2 separate regions of the Homo sapiens genome follow, and region 1 is linked to region 2. Evidence: chromatin contacts called from ENCODE Hi-C or POLR2A ChIA-PET data. All regions are on one chromosome and are shown on one strand. Each heading gives the region's core, a stretch centred on a gene start or an enhancer-like site at or near the end of the contact. The rest is flanking DNA. Distances are from core to core; before and after follow the strand shown.

Region 1 (6,052 bases), core at 2,826-5,325, 36 kb before region 2:
TTGTCTCATTTAATACTCAACCAACATTATTTAGTAATTACTCTTCCTGTCTTCACCGTAGGGTGAGTAAAGCAAGGCTCAGAGGAGTTAAATAACTTGCCCAAGATCACACAGCTAATGAGTAGCAGAGACAGATATAATCTCAGACAACCTGACTTTGGAGCCGGTACTATTAGACCTGGAGATCACAGGGCTGATCTGGCCATGGATGAGAGAGTGCTTATAATGCTCCTGGCCCTCTGTCTGCACGTAGAAGTTGCTCAATAAGTCAGTTGTTTCCTTCCCATCTTTCTTGTGAAATAGTAGTATGTGACTAACTAATTACTATTGCCCTGAGTCAGCTCAAAGAGGAGCAGAAGGAACGTTTGGCTTCCGGGAAAGAGGGAGGTTACGTGGAGATGGAGAAGGCGGATTAAGCATAGGGTTTGTAGCAATCCTAGAGTCCTTCTCAGCCTTCTCAAAAGGTTTTCATAAGGTAATTTTGAATTCTGCCAATATGGGAACCTTTCTGTTTCCCAGGCCTTCTGCTGTGGGATTGTTATAAAGATACAAGTTCGTCCCAGTGGAGTTCTCTGGCTCTGTGGAGCCTGTGGAAGTTATTCAGGGCCCCAGATGGAGCCTCTTGATTCTGAATCCTCTAATGCCCCAAGCAGGCTTTGGGATTATCTGCTGAAGTACTGAGCTCTGCCACCCACCTTCCTTGGTGCCTGAGATCTCCTGCAGCCTCACAGTCCTCAGACCTGGGAGGAATGAGTCCTTGGGGAATTTTCTGTAGGCTTCTCAGAGTGCAAAGGGAGTCTTCCCACAAAGAATATTCTACACATCTCTCTTAGGGGATCAACAGGTCAGCAGAGGCTCCTTGATTTGGCCTCTCTGCCAGTTGGAACCTTGTTAGTACCTGTCTGTAATGGTTTGGCTATGGGCTTCTTGGCAGCATTCCACTTGATTTTCCCCATGAGAGTCCAAGGAATAAATCAGAGAGCATGCTAGAAAATTGGGTGAAAAGGAAATGGCCATTGGGCTTTTTCTGTTCACTCATTCACCTATTTAAGGATATTTATTTTATACCTACTATGTGTCAGGCAGTGTTCTGGGCGCTGGGGACAAAACAGTAAACAAGAGACTTAAGGTTTCTACTGCACTGTAGTTATGTGAAGAGTAAAGACAAATAATTAGAAAACAAATAAGTAAGATAATTTCAGGTTGTGATTTTTTTTAAAAAAACATAGTGATGTTAAGAATAGGATTGTAAATATTTAGAAAACTCTTACATGTGTCAGATATTTTCCTGGGTGCTTTACAAGTTGCTTCTCACTTAATGTATCCTATAAAAACAAAACAAAACAAAACAAAAAAACAGCTTCAGAGATCATTGATGTGGAGCAGGGTGCTGGGGGGATTGGCTAATTTAGCCCGATGGGTCAGGTCCGGCGTCTCTGGGGAGGCAGTATTTGAGCTGTTACTGAAGAAGCCTACTATGCAGAGATCTCATTTGTTACAGAAGTTAACGTATTCATTTGAGTGAAACTCAGAAGTGAAATAAAATCAGTACCAACTTTGTGCACAAAGAATTTGGGGAGAGTGTTGGCAGACTGGGGAGACACGAATGGAGCCCATGCAGTGCTCGGTGCTTGCCAAGACATCCCTGGACATGAAGGCAGGACAGTCCAACTACCTTGCTTGCCCCTGGAAAATTGGAGGCACTTAATCATCCATCCCCTTGATGTTTCTGCCCCAGGTGCACATAGGGCAACAGAGAGCCCCCATTTGACTACAGAGGTGACATCTTCCATATGTTAAATTCATAGCTAGTACTCTACTTACATTTATTTATGTCCATACTACCTTCCAAAATGTGAGTCTGTTAGAGACGGACATTGTCTTATTCACCACTCTATGCTCAGTACCAAAAATAATGCTGGGCACATGCTAGCCATTTAATAAACAGGGTTTGCGTGAATAAACAGTCCCATTTAATCCTTGGTACAAAATCTTCTATTTCTCCATTGAAATCATTGAGGCTCACAGGATCAGAAACTTGACCAAGATGCCGCAGTCAGCGAGGGACAAAGACAGCACTTGAACCAGCCATTTGTCTGACTCTAGTGCCCGTGTGGGCTTTTCCTCCTCCACCCCTTCCTCATGCACAGTGAAGAGCATGCACATTGCTCCACTCAGGGAATCAGATCCAAGAAAGCAGACTTGGTGTGAGTTGGAGGAGGGGAACAGCATGAGTCACACAGTCTCTTTCATTCTTAGGGATGGGAAATTTCTCCTAATCTGAGGTTGACCTTAGTGACTAAGGAATTCATCTTTTCCCCACCTCCAGTTTCCCCACCACTGCAGGAAGCAGCATGGCCCTGCTTCAAAGATTTGTTTCCCTATCGACAATCTCTGTTTATCCTTATCTCTTCTCACTCTCTTACCCTGGCTTTACTGTACTTCCTCCAGGGGCTCTCATGTTACTGGTACAGACAGCGTCACGTACCTGGGCACTCAATAGTGACATTCATTCAGCAAATATTTTTTGAGTGCCAACTATATGGCAAGTACTTTCCTAGGCACTAGGGGACAGCTGTGAATAGAAAAGCAAGTACTTCTGCCTTTGTGGAGCTGACAGTTTAGTGAAGGATGCAGACAACTTAATAGCTGAATAACAAGACACATTCAGAGACCGACGTCTATTAACAAAGCAATAAGAAAGGGTGATATGATCTGGAGCAAGGAGTTGACAGGCTTTGTCTGTAAAGATCTAGATAGTAAATATAGGCTTCATGGATTGTACAGTCTCAGTGGCAAATACCCAACTCTGATGTTGTAATGTGAAAGCAGGCATTGGACAATAGGTGAACAAATGGGCATGGTCATGTGACAATAAAACTTTACTTACAAAAACAGGAAGGGGGCCTGATTTGAAACACAGACCCCTGATTTAGAGAATCTATCTACTTTATATTGGATGGCTAAGAGAAGCCTCTCTGCAGAAGTGACATTTGAGCTGGGACTTTACATGGAATGATGGCTTGATTACCCAGATTTGGTCTGCCTCGTCCCGTGGTTTTCAAAACGAGGTTCCCATACCAGTAGCACTAGTATCACCTGGGAACTTGTTAAATGTAGACTCTTGGGACTTGCCCCAGACCAAATAAACCAGAACTCTGAAGATGGAGCCCAACAATCTGTTTCAACAAAGCTTTTAGGTGTTTCTCATGCATGACAAAGCTTGAGAGCCATTACTGTTGGCTAATGGAAAAGCCACATTGCTAGGAATAGATGAGGCCACATCTAGACTCCATCACTTAACTCTGTAACCTTGGGCATCTCAAGCATCAGTTTTCTTAGCTGTAACACGGGGATGCTTCTGCCCAAGTCTAAAGTAGCTAACAGAGAAGAAGTGAATTCATCTTTGTAAGGATCCTAGGACAAAGCAGACACCAAATAGGTCCTCAGCAAATGGTAGCTGCTGTCCTCATCAGAATCATTATTTGAATCTCCAAGACACTGAAGCAGATTTGCGTGCAGATACGGATGAAGGGTGTGCCCCAGAAGCTACCCAATCCCATTCCTGTCTTTTTGCCTTTGACTGGCATGCCCTGGATATCACCCAAATACAAGGCTGATTGTTAAAGGAAAACTCAAGATGCTTTTAAAAGTCTTTCATTGGCCCTGTTTCTTCAGCTCCCTTTCTGGCCTGTTAACCTAGAGCATGCGCTGATACCTTTTACTGCAGGACCGTGAATTATACAGCTGTGACTCACCACCACCCGGCTGGGGCCACAGTGCCAGGCGTCCAGCTTTACCGTTAGCTTTCAGGCTACTGACAGTTTGCTCTTTTATGTGAGAAGCTATTTATACCAGGAGGGACAAAGGCTGGCAGATGCTGGGGGAAGGGAGAGAAGAATGATAAAATGGTTCATCTCCCAAGGTCTGCTGGGTGGTTTTGGCTTATAGGAAAGGAATGCACAATCTAATAGCCCTTCTAAAACCCCCATAAAAACCATCATTAGACTCACCAGCCATTTGCAGAGTGTTGTCTTTATTTCATTACTCCATCAGCACATGCTGAGATCAAAATGGAATTTCATGGTACAGGGAGATGCATGTCTCTCCAACTGAATTGGATTAAATTCCCCCTAAGCTGCATCTCCTAGTTAGCCTTCACTGTCACTCACCTCGGTGTTTTCAATGCAGTTTGAGAGATGAGTTGGGAAGGGAGGGAAGAAGGGGGCAGGGCAGGAGGAGGCTTCAGAGCAGTCCACCTCACTCTTCTTGGGAAGCTAGTCACATGAACAATGCTGTATTTATCTTGGCTCCAGAAATACACTGATGTCATCAGATGGCAATGGGAAATATGCCTGTGTGTGCAGCTTTCACTAAAACTGCCTGTTAATAAACTTGTTTTCAACGGAGCTGTCAGAGTTGGGACTAGAACCTGGGTTCCCAGGCTTCAGGGCCTCTGCCAGATGAAGTCAGCAGCAACACGGCCAGATTCCACCAGCAGGGACTTGTCAAGGCTTGCGTGCAGATTATGAGGCCTAGAAAGGCCAAGGCTCATTTGCAAATGCAGGATGAGAGACCTGCCATTGGAGTTCTAGCTTTCAAGACAGGTATCTCCAACCTTTACAGTAAATTCACTCTGGGGTCCTAAAGTTTGGGACTTGGCCTCTTACTTAGACTTCCTGCATAAATTCACAGCTGCACACCCTTTCTGCTGACTGGGCAGTCTACACTGTAGCCTGGTGTGAGAGTTAATGTAGTATCAAGATGATCTCCTCTGCCTTATGACGCAGGAGATATTTTGAGTAATTTCATGGGATGATTGGATTAATCCACCACCAAATCAGCAAGTAACTAACTTCCTTCCTCAATCTATTTATCTGCCTGTGCCTTCCTTTATGCATTTATTTGTGCATTCAGCCATTTATTCGTTCAACAGTTGTTTATTAAGTACCCATATGTGCAAGCTGTTAGTATAGGTGTGATTTCAATATGGCAGTTTTCCAGGTCCAATCAAAAACTGGAGCTTTCCAACACCAGTCTTTATATGTTGCTTTAGGTGGCCTGGAGCCATACAAAGGTAGATGTAGAAAGTGTCTCATGGAAGACCCATGCAGACATCAGGCTTTGTGCTGGCCTCCGATAACTTCTGTCTTTTGAGTAACTATCCTTCTGGGCTCATAAGTGTTTGAGAGTCTAAGCTTCGATGATAACTAGCTCTGTGTTCAAATTTTAGCTGTGCTGCTTTCCAACATTGGCCAAGTTAATTCACCTCCCCAAACTTTCATCTCATCTTCTGAAAAACAAGGATGTCAGTACTTAACTACAGCATAGTTGTGAAAATTAAATGAAACAATGTTTTAAACATTTGGGGTTTTTAAAGTGGCTGCTCTTAGTTTTCTTTTCCATAGTCAAAAATTGGAAATAACTCAAAAGTCTATCCACAGGTACATGGATAAACATATTGTATTATATCTATATAGTATACTACTACTTCACAATAAAAGTGAATGAACTGTTGATCTATGCAAAGTGAATCAGAGTCTGAGAATCATTATTCCAAATGAAAGAAGCCAGGCAAAATAGTACACACTATGTGATTTCATTTATATAAAACTCTAGAAAATGCAAACTAATCTGTAGTGACAGAAAGCAGATCAATGGTTACTTGGGGATGGGGAAATGAGAGGGAGGAACGACAAAAGGATTGACAAGAGTTCTGGGGGTGATAGGTACATTTGCTATCTTGATTATGTTGATGCTTTCATGGGTACATACATATGTTGGAACTTACCAAATTGTATACTTGCATGTGATTTATTATATGTTGATACCTCGATAAAGTGATGGAATAAATGAATGAATGAAGTTACTCTTTAGCAAACAGGAAGGCAAGCTTCCTCCCATGCCAATGGTGGAGGCTTCCTAAGGTTTCATCAATTGCCTCAGGGAGTAGCTAAGTCTTTTGCCAAGCTTTTGTCAGAAAGAACTGCTCAGTATTAATCATGCACAATGAAAAGGAGATTTGGGGTAGAAACTCATCAACATCCAGATG
Region 2 (6,612 bases), core at 3,016-5,515:
AGTAGTATCACATTGAGGTTTTGATTCATATTTCCCCAACAGCTAATAATGTTGAGCATCTTTTCATGTGTTTATTAGATATTTGTGTATCTTCTTTTTCAGAGAAATGTCTGAAAAAATTTTTTTAATTTAAATTTTTTGACTACCTTTTCAATTGGGTTATTTTTCCCTTTTTTTTTTTTTTTTTTTTTTAAGACAGAGTCTCACTCTGTCACCCAGGCTGGAGTGCAGTGGCATGATCTTGGCTCACTGCAGCCTCTACCTCCCAGGTTCAAGCAATTCTCCTGACCGAACCTCCTGAGTAGCTGGGATTAGAAGCATGCACCACCATGCCCAGCTGATTTTTGTATTTTTAGTAGAGATGGCGTTTCACCATATTGGTGAGGCTCATCTCAAACTTCTGGCCTCATGTGATCCACACACCTCAGCCTCTCAAAGCACTGGGATTACAGGTGTGAGCCACTGTACTTGGCCTATTTTTCTCATTATTGAGTTGTAAGAGTGATTTGTATATATTCTGTATACTAGTCCATCATCAGATAGATGATTGGCAAATATTTTCTCCCATTCTATAGCTGTGTTTTCACTTACTCGATGATGTCCTTTGAAGCATAAAGTTTTTAATTTTGATGAAGTCTACGTTATTTTTTGTTGTTTATGCTTTTAGCATCATATCTAAGAAACCATTGCCTAGTTCAAGATCATAAAGATTTACACCTGTGTTTTCTTCTAAGCGTTTTATTGTTTTTTTGCCCCTAGCTCTTTAAACCCATTTGAATTAATTTTTTTTTCTTCGAGATGGAGTTTCACCCTGTCACCCAGGCTAGAGTGCAGTGGCACGATCTCAGCTCACTGCAAGCTCCGCCTCCCAGGTTCACGCCATTCTCCTGCCTCAGCCTCCCAAGTAGCTGGGACTGCAGGTGCCCGCCACCACACCTGGCTATTTTTTTTTTTTTTGTATTTTTAATAGAGACAGGGTTTCACTGTGTTAGCCAGGATAGTCTCAATCTCCTGACTTTGTGATCCACCCACCTCGGCCTCCCAAAGTGCTGGGATTATAGGTGTGAGCCACCGCACCCAGCCTTGAGTTAATTTTTATGTATGATGTAAGGTAGGGGTTTGAATTCATTATTTTACATGAGGCTCTCCTGTTGTCCCAGCTCTGTTTGTTGAGAAAACTATTCTTTTCCCCATGGAATGGTCTTGGCCTCCTTTTCAACAATTAATTGACCATGTATGTATGAGTTTAAATCTGGATACCTATTCATCTATATGCCCAGCCTTATGCCAGTGCCATGCTGGCTTGATTACTGTAGCTTTATAGTAAATTTTGAAATCTGTGCTTTGAAATTTTAAAAACTCTATATTGGGGGAAAATGCAAACACTTGTGAGGGCCTGGCAGGTGCTGTAAATGAAGGTGACTTATTTTAAGGCAATAGGGAAGGGTGAAGAATATGACAAACTGGAGAACTTGCCACTCATTGGAAAGCAGCAGCCTCTCTTCTTAGCTCTAGTTTATTACTGCCATGTAGGAATGTGCACTGAGCATTGCAAATGTTGTGTTTTCAAAAGATAAACCAGGATTACAAGTGTTAATATGATATTTTCCATTTAAAAAAATAATATGGCCAGGCCAAATGAAGCAGATATGTATGTCCAATGTGCCTGTGAGCTGTCAGTTTTTGATCCTGCCTTATATTCTCCAGGGTAGAACATTCTTTCTCTTATTAAATGTGGTTAAGTTAATTACTGGCTAGGCCAGAAATCATGTTTAATTATGCTTTAGGTAAATCCATGTATAGGAACTGATATACATACAGAATAAACATATCCATATGGATTTTTGTTTAATTATTTGTGAGTAGGATCTGCTTTCTTACCCTTCTAGTTCAAGGACCCCATAGCTTTCTTCCTTTAAAATATGTTCTGGATGGGTTTTACACACTGACCATTTGGCTTCCCCATCTCCAGATCATCTTTGCAGATGAATGCACAGAAGCTGAGGGGCGACACTGGCACATGAAACACTTTTGCTGCTTCGAGTGTGAGACAGTGCTGGGCGGCCAGCGCTACATCATGAAGGAGGGAAGACCCTACTGTTGCCACTGCTTCGAGTCCTTGTATGCAGAATATTGTGACACCTGTGCCCAACATATAGGTGAGGCAATATTTGGCAGTCAGCTTGGTCCTTCTGTGATGCGGTCACCTTTGTTTTGGGTGTAGTTAAAGTATCTTTGATTGCAAGTGTTAGAAACCCAACTCATGCTAACTTAACTGAAAAAGGGAATTTCTTGATTCATGACACTAGAAAGGCCAAGAAGTATACTAGCTTCAGATAGGGGTGGATCAAGGGTTCAGACAAAACCGATTTTTTTCTCTGTATCTCAGCTTAATTTGCCTTCTGTTAACATCATTTGGGAGAAGCTGTCTTCACCTAATGGTCGAGATGACTCACTAGTGATACTAGTCTTAGTATTTGCATTCTCAAAAGGAGAGGAACTGTGTCTCTTCCAGTTTTCAGGTCAGTTCTTCCAAATAAGAATCTTTTCAGCCTTGCTTTGGTCAAGGGCCCACCTCCAAGTGGGGACTATGTGCCATACAGTCCCACAACCGAGGCTCAGGGCAGTGGGGGAAGCTCAGAAGGAAAATCTAAACAGATATCTTCCATAGCCTCCTTGGGACAAGTTGGGGATTTGCAGAGGAGGAACCAAAGTGGTCTCTTGGTGGAGAGGGATTGTCAAGGAAACCCAGTGGCTTCTGGCAAGTATGTCTTTAAAAAAAAAAAAATAGCAAAAGCTACTCCAGCCAAATGCAAAGCAAATGAACTTCAAATAGTCCATAAACTATTAACTCCCCCAATAAGTGGCAGATCTGAGATGGTGAAAATCATTTTCCCTCTGCAAATACCCAATTTGTTCAACCCTTTAACGCTGTTCCAGATCATACTGCATTGTGGCTTCTTCATTCAACTTGCCTTTTCTGGCACCTTGGGAAGGAGCCAACCTTGGAGGGAATAAAAAAGTTGGCAGTGGCTGAATGTCTGTGAGATCACAGCCAGATCATCCAGTGGCTTGTGCAATCCCAAGAAGTCTGTTCAGAAGCTGCCGATTTCTTACCTAGAGTGAGGAGATACAGAGATAATCCATTTTGGAGCCCATTTTGCCCCACTTAAAAGGTTTTATCAGGACCAAAAAAAGTGGCTTTGTTTTCTTGGTTCATAAGAAGTGATGTATTCAAATAAAAAAATTAGCTAGTATTTGGAGAGCTCTGTGTGCTGATAAAAACCCTGGCTTTGTGGACAAGACAGCTAGCGTGTGCTCAACGGTGCTTTGTCATTGGGCATTCTTGTCCCACATGCTCAGGCCTGGGCTTAAGCTCTGCTGTGAAGACCTCTGTTCAGCTGCATTTCCTTCTGGGGGCTTAGGTGATGGCAAATTTCCCATCCCCTAACCCCTAAAAACCTCACCCCTCTCACAGCCTGTTGCTTCAACTCAGTACCCAGGAGCTTTCATGTCTCACAAGATCAAAGTAGTCAAACAGATAAACCTTCTTTTTGCTAAGAGTTAGGAAATGCGAAGATCAGTTGTGACAAGTGACAAGACGTGTGTGGAAGGGGAGAGGTAGGACAGTGTCAGGGAAAATGGTGCAATGTCTTGACTCAGTATTGCCCAACCGAGGATTCAAGTCTGCAAGTGCACACTTGCTCAGATGAGAGGGGCCATGTGTGCAGAATACCAGCCCATGGCAACAATACCCCTTCCCATCCATATTTCTGTTTTTCCTGTTTCTGTCCTTGGAGGCTAAGAGCCTCTCCAGAAACTGCCACTTAGAATTTTTGCTCAGTACTTGGCAGAGAGAAAAAATCTCTCTGTTGCTGCAGCATGTACACCTCAGATGGCCCCTCGGTTTTCTTCTCTTTCTTTCGCCCTTTGGCTGCCCAGCACATTTATTGGCATTCTCTCCTCCTTTCCTATTAAATCCATTAAAGGGTGTCAGTGTTTTATCAGAAAAGGTGACCATGGTGGCCTGCAGTATTATTGCTGCTGTAGTTAAAATGCTGTCCCTAATGTTTGTTTTAAATCCACTTTTTTACCAAACATAATTTTCCTGTGACAGTGAAAGAGCACACTCTATATAGCATGCATACCTCAGTCACTGGGTGCTTTACCTCTGACCATACTGTACAAATATTCCATATTTATACAGCCGCTCAGAGCAGGCCCTGCGTCAGGCAGCCGTTGCTAGGGCAACGGTACTTTTGCCTGTGCACAGCAGAGTAAACAGTCCTATAAACAGACCGAGGCTGTGGCAGCAGTAGACACACACACCCTCCAAGAAGTACTTAAAGGGCTTAGAGAAGGAATAAAAAAAGAACGCTTAGATGTCGAACAGCAGAGCCCTTTTCCAGATGTTTAGAGTTCAGGAGCAGTTCAGAGGACCATCTGACATCGATGTTTATCGGGGACCACGTTCTGCTGCCTGCCAGGCCGCTTTATGATATGCCTCCCCTCCACTCTCCCAAACTGAGCCCTTCCTTCCATGAGGCCCCCATCCCGAGGAACTAGGCCCTTGCTGCTGCATCTGAGCATGTGTGCTTGCCAAAGCTTGGAGAAGCAGCTGGTGGCAGACAGACCAGAGGGACTGGACTTCCTGTGTACCTCTAACAGGGAGTGGGGATAGCCGCAGCTGCTCTGGATGCTGTGCTGATTAGAGCTCACCAAAGGACCCAGGGATGCCATCATGAGCTCTCTGCACTCTTGGCATTTGAGAAAGGGAGTGAGAAGAAGGAGGAGGAAGAAGGAGGGTGGGAGAGGGCAGGAGAGACAGAGCAGCCTCCTAGTTATTTCTTGGAATGCATCTGGGCAGTGACCCTCAGCGAAGAGAGAGGCAGGCTTTCAGACCTAACGCAATAAAAGAAGAGTGGTCAGTAGGCCCAGTTCTCAGCACTCCATGCATGTTAACTCCATTACCAAGTACTATGATTATCCCCATTGTACTGATGGGGAGACCAAAACAAAGAGAAATGAAGCAATTTGCCTAGGGTCACACAGCTGGAATGCAGCAGAGTCAAGATTTGAACCCAAGCAGATGGCCGTCAGCATCTTTACAACCAGCTGCTGTGGGATGGAGCTGGGATTTGAACCTGTGTTCATCAGAGTCCTGAAGGCTTATGCTTAACTACTACAGAGTCCCATGTCCCTGTGATGTCTGCCTCAGCTTTCTCCCAAGGGTCTGGGGAGGAAGTGTCCACGGCGCTCGGGGTTGTCTGTTTCTAGCCCCGCCCCAGCTGGTTATTTCTCACTCTGCTGGGGAGCACTGGTGCTGTAAGAGATGGAGTTGATCCGTCTCAAAAAAAAAAAAAAAAAAAAAGATGGAGTTGATTCAGTTGATTCACACAGTTTCCTGTCTCCCACTTGGGGTGACCCTTGTGGCTGCTCCTATCCCTATAAAAAAAAATCCCCTCTTAGTCTCTAAGGCCAGGTTTCAAAATGAAAAGAGAACCCCATAGTTTGGGAAAGAGCTAATACGAGAAGAATTGCCCTCATTCCTCTCTCCCTGGGCTCCATTGACACAAAAGTGAGTCAGGGAGGAGAAAGGTAGGCTGCTTGGGCCGGTGGCCTTTTGTTCTTGCAATTCTCTTCTTCTCCCTAATTTCTGGTTCATTGCCTCTTTAGACAAGTCTCCAGAAGTTCTTCCTTGAAAGTCCAGGCTCAGGAACTCTCAGCCACTGAAGATAAAGGCCACATTAGTCCCTTTTTCTGGGAAGCCGTGTATCATTACGCATCAGGAGAATGCAGGGGTCCTGGTCCACCCTACAGTCATAGCTTGAGGCTATATTCCCAGCAGGCTCTCCCCACGGGAAGGGGCCCCAGCAGCTCCCAGTTTCCATTCTGCCAGTTTTACTGCTGCTATAAAAAGAGCCTGCTGTGTGACTGCCTTAGCAAAAGTCCTGCCTTAGAAAAAGCAATGAGAGGTGTTGGCTTAGTGCAGGTCACTTGCCCACCCCTGAATCAGTCCCTGGGTGCCAGGAGAGCAGATTTTTTTTGCTGGCCTATGTTGGGCCCCAGATCAGCTTTTGCCCCACCCAAAGCTCACGGCCTGAAGATGGCAGGGAAATGGTGTCCCACAGGGAGAGGAAGTCCTATAACCAGAAGAGGGCAGAGATGATGAGAAGGCAGAACCCCTGGGGCTGTGGGAGGCTCCCTTAGTACGCAGTGTGGCCAGGCTATATAAACCTGGCGCAGGCCTGTCACAGGGAGGAATCGTACCTCTTCCTTCCCTGATGAAATTAAGCAAAGGGTACTTACGCTCCCAGAGGGGCAGTAGCTTTGGCAATACCGTGTCTAGGTTTTTCTTTACCGAAAGCAGATTTTTCCTTAACAAGAGTTGAAATCCACATTTTTATTTCCCACTAAGTCTGTTGAGACTGCTTTAACGGAATAGCACAGACTGGGTGGCCTCTGAGTAACAGAAATGTATTGCTGACAGTTCTGAAAGCTGGGAAGTTCAAACTCAAGGCACCAGCAAATGCAGTGTCTGCTGAGGGCCTGTTTTTTGTTTCCTGGATGATACTTTCTGGCAGAGTCATCATATAGTGGAAGGAGCAAACA

The links. A loop is a pair of places that touch in the nucleus more often than their neighbours do. ChIA-PET counts read pairs that join two places held with the same protein, here RNA polymerase II (POLR2A). Pooled maps may share reads with other maps.
Region 1: a loop to region 2 is called in a map of heart right ventricle, with 1.9 times the contacts of the local background. The contact joins the promoter of PRICKLE2-AS3 here to the enhancer-like site in region 2. A Hi-C loop is called at or near these places in 8 of 168 maps with a recorded cell type or tissue (PC-3, PC-9, endothelial cell of umbilical vein and 4 more), 1 of 37 single-sample maps with no recorded cell type and 6 of 50 pooled maps. POLR2A ChIA-PET finds 5 or more read pairs at or near these places in 9 of 52 experiments (A549, AG04450, HEK293 and 5 more).

Annotation. Positions count from the first base shown.
Region 1 is chr3:64,185,567-64,191,618 of GRCh38, reverse strand. PRICKLE2-AS3 (PRICKLE2 antisense RNA 3) reads right to left here and starts at 4,075. Exons shown (of 4, transcript NR_046702.1): 1 at 4,014-4,075; 2 at 1,272-1,325. All of the region lies in intron 2 of PRICKLE2 (prickle planar cell polarity protein 2), which reads left to right.
Region 2 is chr3:64,148,729-64,155,340 of GRCh38, reverse strand. It overlaps PRICKLE2 (prickle planar cell polarity protein 2), which reads left to right. Exons shown (of 8, transcript NM_198859.4): 6 at 1,973-2,159. Among named protein-coding and RNA genes, the nearest start is that of PRICKLE2-AS3, 36 kb to the left of the region's middle. RefSeq lists a silencer at 4,094-4,388. Within about 2 kb of position 4,265, at least 16 of the 41 ENCODE cell types and tissues checked have a DNase peak (open chromatin) inside an H3K27ac peak, as active enhancers do; they include heart right ventricle and prostate gland, where a contact is called at or near this core.